2 separate regions of the Homo sapiens genome follow, and region 1 is linked to region 2. A link is a loop called in an ENCODE intact Hi-C map of the cell type or tissue named here. Cell type or tissue: ovary. All regions are shown on one strand. Each heading gives the region's core, and the rest is flanking DNA. Links, peaks and the distances in the headings are about the cores only. Region 1 overlaps ZMIZ1 (zinc finger MIZ-type containing 1). Region 2 overlaps ZMIZ1 (zinc finger MIZ-type containing 1).

What was found. Hi-C counts contacts between places; a loop is a spot of excess contacts. Peaks named below come from ENCODE experiments on the same cell type or tissue, not always from the same donor. Only the 100,000 strongest peaks of a DNase experiment are listed, where the experiment ranks them.
Region 1: a loop joins it to region 2, with 9 times the contacts of the local background. A loop is called at or near these places in 100 of 110 quality-filtered maps.

The regions. Positions count from the first base shown.
Region 1 is chr10:79,181,357-79,184,255 of GRCh38, forward strand. The region is part of intron 4 of ZMIZ1 (zinc finger MIZ-type containing 1); the gene reads left to right. Among named protein-coding and RNA genes, the nearest start is that of ZMIZ1, 110 kb to the left of the region's middle. RefSeq lists enhancers at 168-784, 2,310-2,899. In ovary, for the core only: no CTCF peak of the experiment used is centred there; no DNase peak of the experiment used is centred there; H3K27ac peaks cover 2,500 bases.
Region 2 is chr10:79,070,319-79,073,217 of GRCh38, forward strand. All of the region lies in intron 1 of ZMIZ1 (zinc finger MIZ-type containing 1), which reads left to right. Among named protein-coding and RNA genes, the nearest start is that of ZMIZ1, 2.8 kb to the left of the region's middle. RefSeq lists an enhancer at 1,964-2,467. In ovary, for the core only: no CTCF peak of the experiment used is centred there; DNase peaks (open chromatin) are centred at 563 and 1,023; H3K4me3 peaks cover 1,689 bases; H3K27ac peaks cover 1,947 bases.

The DNA.
Region 1 (2,899 bases), core at 229-2,728, 110 kb after region 2:
ATGCAGTTGTGGTGTCACTGGTGCCGTTTGTAGCCTTGTCCTCCTGCCAAGTGGCGGTGGATTCTGAGGGGGAGACAGCAGAGGCAGGAGCAACCCCAGCACCTCCTTGGGGCGGAGGCATCCCAGGGGCTTGAGCAGCCACCTGCCCACCGGCTGCAACCAGACCCCAGAGGCACTTTCTCAAGGTTCCTAGGCCCTCCCAGGGAGCCGGGGTGAAGCCCAGGCATCATTGTGCTTATAGCTCCCCAAACCCCAAACCGTGGGCAGTGCTCACCTTGCTGTCCTCTAGGCCCTGGCTGTCCAGGTCACACCCCTTTGTGACCCCCTCTGGGCCTCATCCTGCCTCAGGCCAGCCTCAGGCCAGCCCTGGGACCTTGAGCCCATCCCTCCCTGCTCTTCTCTCTCATCCTTCCTCTACCCACAACCCACAGTCCCCATGGCATTTGTCCCCGTCATTGACCTCCCCTGACTTGGCGGCTGCATGTCCCGGCCCGCCTCCCAGCCACCACCACCACAGCCACCGCCCGGCTCCCCACCGGCAGCTGAGGGCGGCTGCTGGACAAGGCTGTCATTTTCCCTGCTGGGGATTACAGGTTTGGGGCTGCAGGAGTCTGAACTGGAGGAGGAGGAGGAGCCAGGACTCACCCAGTGCCAAGCTGGAGAGAGACAAGAGACACCTCACAGGAAGGATGGGCTGGTCCCTGGTTCTGTTTGGGCTGGGATGGGGAATTCAGTCACCTGACATTACCAGAACTGTGTGTGTGTATGTGCACATGCGTGTGTGCATGCATGGACGCACCTCTCCCGAGGGGCAAGGGCTATGTCCTGCTCATGCAATTTAATCCGCCCAAGCTCATTTTTCAGATGAAAAAGACAAAACTCAGAAAGGGCAGGGGACTGGCCTAGGTCACACAGCAGTTTAGAGGACAGCCAAGTCTGGGCTGCCTGGCTGCCTCCAGCTGCTGCCTGATGCACCCACCTCCTTCTTGCCCACCTCCAGGAGAAGGTGGGGGCCAGGAGTATCGACTGGGTGACTGCAGACCCCCGAGAGGGCCTGCTTCTCGAGAGAGCTCTGTGGGTGAGGTATGGGCTGGGTTTGGGGGGAGAGTGTCAGCTGGACTCAGAGTGCAGCAGCATTGGTTCTGGGTGTGCAGGAGCTAGGAATGTCTCCCAGGGGTCCACAACTATGAATACTGGGATGGGATTAAATACCAGCAAGGTGACCCCAGTGGATCCAAACCCCTCTGGGGGAAAGTGGGTAAGCGTATGTATGCCAGGGACAGGGCCTGAGAGCCCTAAGAGGCTTGAGGATTTGAAGAGGCCCAGGGTTGAAGAAAACACAGCGGAGTGGTTCCGAGCACAGCCTCTAGAATCAGACTGCCTGCCTTCCGAGGCCGAGCCCAGTCACTTGACTTCTCTGGGCCTTGTCTCCAGGGTCTCCATGGCGATTAAATGAAATAAATCTTGAACACTTAGTGCTGTCCGTGGTGTGTGCATGGTACGTATCCATTAGATGTACACTGTTTTCCTCCTCCTCGGGTCTGTAGGTGTTTCAAGGCCCTGCCCTTCACCATCTGAGCAGTGAGGGCTGGAGTAGGGCAGTTAGTATGGTGAGTCAGCCAGGAGGGTCCTGGAACTGTACTTGATGAGGCTCTCCCTGGACTGGGTCACTAAGGAGCCAGCATTTCTGATAAGCAGTACCAAGTCAACCTAGGTTGGCACCCAATCCCAGGAGTGGACTGGCCAGACTGCTGGCAGCCAGAGGGACCTGTCAGAGCTAACCCTTGGCCCCTTTCAGGCCCCATGGTGCAGGGAGCACAAGGGAGCCAAGGCTGGTGGGGAGGCCTGCCTGTTCTTGGGAATTCACGACGTGTCTGCCTGTCGCAAGTACCTCGATAAGGAAGATTTGTGGGTGAGATTTGCAATTCTGTTTTCTTGGAGGGTTATAAATCAGCTGCATGCACACCCGGGACGCAGCACAGGCCTGAGGCTCGTGCACGCGCACACACACACACACACACACACACGCACACACCCATGTGTGCAGAGACACAGTCCAGGTCCTGCTTGATATTCCCCAGTTCTCTAGGTTGATGAGCTCTATGAAGGGAAAAACTTGGGCCCCTAAACTGCTGCCTGCCCTAACAGGGTCCCAGAACCATCCAGAATGAAGGATGCAAGGCTGGGAGACGGTATCCCCATGGTTGGAGAAAGAGTGTGTTACATGGGTTACGAGCGTGAGCTCTGAAGTCTGCCTGGTTGGGTTCAAACATTGGCACTGTGAGTTACTAGCAATGCCCTTGGCTGTGTTGCTTTCAATGCTGTGTCTCAGTTTTCCCATCTGTGCAAAGGAGCTAATTATATCGTGTACTATGTGGGATGGTTGAAAGAATAAAACAAATCAATATTTGCAGAGTGCTTCAAGCAGGGCAGAGGACATAGTGAGTTCAGGAAGGCACGGCTGTTATCCTATCATCATCATCATCACCAGTTAAGGGCTGGGTTTTGGGGTCAGACCAGGGCTGGAATCCCAGCTGTGCCCCTTATTAGCTCTGTGAACTTGGACATACTCATGACACTCTCTTAGCCTCCAGTGCCTTCTCAATAAAAGGGACTATTCCTGTCTACTTCATAGGGTTGTTTAAAGGAGATGAAGGGTGCAATATCAGACCCTCAGGAAACGTCGGCCAGCGTTGCCTCGGTGCCTTGAGGTGGGATACTGGACAGGGCCTCTGGTTCAGAGCCTCCAGGTGGCTCTGCTCCGTGGCCTGTCTTCCTGTGGGAGGACAGTGTGCAGAATGTTTAGAAGAAAAGGGGAGGTTCTGGGGAGGTGAGCAGAGGGGAGGATTCCAGGAACCTCTGTCTTCCTTCCACCATCAGGGACAGAAAGCGCTGGCCA
Region 2 (2,899 bases), core at 84-2,583:
CGGAGGGCAGGCTCCCCGCCCTGGAGCGGTGGGGGCGCGGGCGAGGGGCGGCCGCCTTCCCGGCCATTGTGCGCCAGCAGATTTTCACGGGAGACTGCCCCGGAGCCGCCGGAGAAGGCCGGGAGCCGGCCTCAGCCCCGGGTTTAAAAGACACTCCAGGAATGTAAACAACCCGGGCGGGAGGGCGGGCGGACGGGAGCGCGCCAGGGCAGCCGGTCCGGGCCCCCCACCCCTCCCCGGGGACAGCCGGTCGGCACTGCCGCCCAGCCCTACCCCTCTACCTGCAGCAAACTTTTTCCTTCTCTGCCTTCCCTTCCCACCTCGTCCCTCCAGCAGGTCACAGAGCGAGGGCCGCTCCCAGGTGGGCCAAGGGTGCTTGGTACCCTTGCCTGACCGGGGAGGCCTGACGGCCGGGTCCCTGCTTCGGTGCCCGGAGCCCCGGCTGCGCCTGCCCGGGAGCCGTCAGCTTCCTGGGTAGGCAGTGCCCGAGTAACTGGGGCTTTGAGCCTGCCCGCCTGCCTCCCTCCCTCCCTCCCTCCCGCTGCTCCTTCCCCCGCGCGCTCTCCCCCTTCTCCTCTCCCCTGACTGCTTTTCCAATGCCCTGACATGAGGGAGGAAGATTTAACTTGGCAGCCCAAACAAATGTTCTCTCAGAGGTCCTCCAAGAAGCTGGCGGCTGGGCTGGCGGGGTGAGGGCACGGCTCGGCCAGCCTTTCCCTCCTCTCTGCTCTGCCACGGACATTTGGAGCCCTCTGGGTGGACAGCCCAGGGCATGGGAGAGTAGGGCCCAGCCCCAAAGATTTAAAAGGGCAGTGGGCGGCCGCCTGTGGAAGCCCCTGGCTCCGCGCCGGGTGCAGAGCCGCTCCGAGCTGCCTCCTGGTGCCAAGGGTTTTCTGAAGGATTTTCTTGAGCAACAGTTTGTCTCCCTGCTGCAACCTGGGAACCGGGCCTGGTAGACCAGAGGGTTAACCAGTGCCGACTCCTCCTCCCTGGTGGGTGTGAGGACAGGCTGGTTACACAGGGCAGGGCAGGAGGCCAGAGGCTGTTCCCAGAGGTGCCTGGGTTTGCTTATTACTGTTTTTGAAGGTACAGATAAAGAGGCAGGCGCCGGGGCTGGAGAGCCGGGCAGCTTGGCGCTGGTGAATTCCAGCCTGCGTTCGCTGGCGCTTGTACGGTCCCGGGAGTGTGAAGCTGCTGTTGAGCTATCGGGGAAGTTGAGATGAGAGAGCAAGCTCTTTCTTAGCCTTCTCAGCCCCGGCTGCTTTGTGAGGGGGTCCAGAGTGGGGGAAATTCCTGGCCCCTCACTTGCTGGCTCCTGGCCCCAGTGCAGGGGCCGGGTGGGTTTGTGAATACCCCAAGCCTTGGGCTGACCTTTCCCTCTTCAAGTCGAGGATGTTGAAACATCAGCATCAAACAAAAGACACATTGAAAGCCCTATCTGCTACAGAGCACGTGTGAGTTGGGGGCCCAGGGAATGCATTTGGAGGGAGATGGTGTTTTCTTCTGAGCTTTATGATTTTCGGTTGGGTTTTGTTTTCCCCCAAAGGACAGAAGCGTCTCCTTGTCCCAAATCACGAGGTTTTGAAACGCTGTTTTCACATGTAAATCTCAAAAGTTTAGACTTCTGAGAGTTGGTGGCAGTGACTGGGGGTGGGGGCTGGGTGGGGGGAGGAGAAGGGAGCAGTAGGGAGTGGATTCAAGAGGTGGATTTGGCATTTTGGGTAGGGCTTACTGAGAAGAGTTGGGAATAAGAAATTGCTGGACTTATGAATAAATAGCCTTGTCTATGCAGAAAAGGGTTGCTGGCTTCTTTGTGGGGACAAAATGTCCCTTTTCCCTCCTAAGCAAAGGGGGGAGGAGGGTTCTTGTTCCTCTCACAGCCAGGGGCAAAATGAAGAAAGGTCCAGAGACTGCGGGGTTTGGCGACAGAACCAGTTTCTCCCTCACGCACGCGCGCACGCACACTCACTTCCCTAGCCACAATAACAACGATGTCTCCATCCCTGGCCCCCATAGATATGCCTCCAACATAGGACAGGTGTCCATGCTTGACTCATTCCAGAAAATTGCAGGGGCAAGGACCCAACTGAGAAGAGCTGCAGACTTCACTTTTTTTCCTGTTTCTTCCTGATGGCGGGAGGGGTGAAGGGATTTAGGAAGGAAGGCACTTTGAGGCCTGCTGCATCCTGAGAGTTTTGTCACAAGAATACCTGCGTATAAAGCCACTGACCCTGAGGGTCCAACGAGTGGCCATGACCCTGGCCTCAGGGTGAGGCATTGTTGTAAGAAATTCAGGCACCAACCAATTAATTTCCAGAAGCTTCTGTAGGCACTTGGTCGTGGGACCAGGAAGCAGGGCCTGCTGGTTCGTGGCTGGGTCCTCTACATTTTCATTCATAACTTTGCTCCCCAGGGCCCTGGCCCAGCCCCTGTCACTGCTGCCTGGTCTTTATGAGGCTCCTTAGATTTTGTGTGGACAACAAAGGCCAGGCTGCCACGATTACCCAGGACACTGCTGCAGCCTTGCCTGGCGACAGCTCTGACCTCTTAGCAGGATATAGTGCTCTCTGCTCATGCCCTTTGGGGGAGTGCTCTTTGTCCTTAAGAGTCCCTCAGGATGGGGAGGCAGCAATCCACCTGGCTGTAAGCTCCGGGGCGTTCTGAGGTTGGGCCCTGCCTTTAGAGAGGATGAAGGGAGAAGGCTGAGAAAAGCAGTCCTAGGCATAGGCTCTGGGGAGAGGCTAGACCCCATCATGATTGAGAGGGTCTCCCTATTACCGGAGGAGATGGGCGAGAGGACCAAGGTGTCAGGAGGCTGTTGCTTGCTATCTGTGTTGGGCCAGTAACTCTCCTGTGCTGGACCTTAGTCTCCTGATCTGTAAAATGGGTCTGAGGGCAG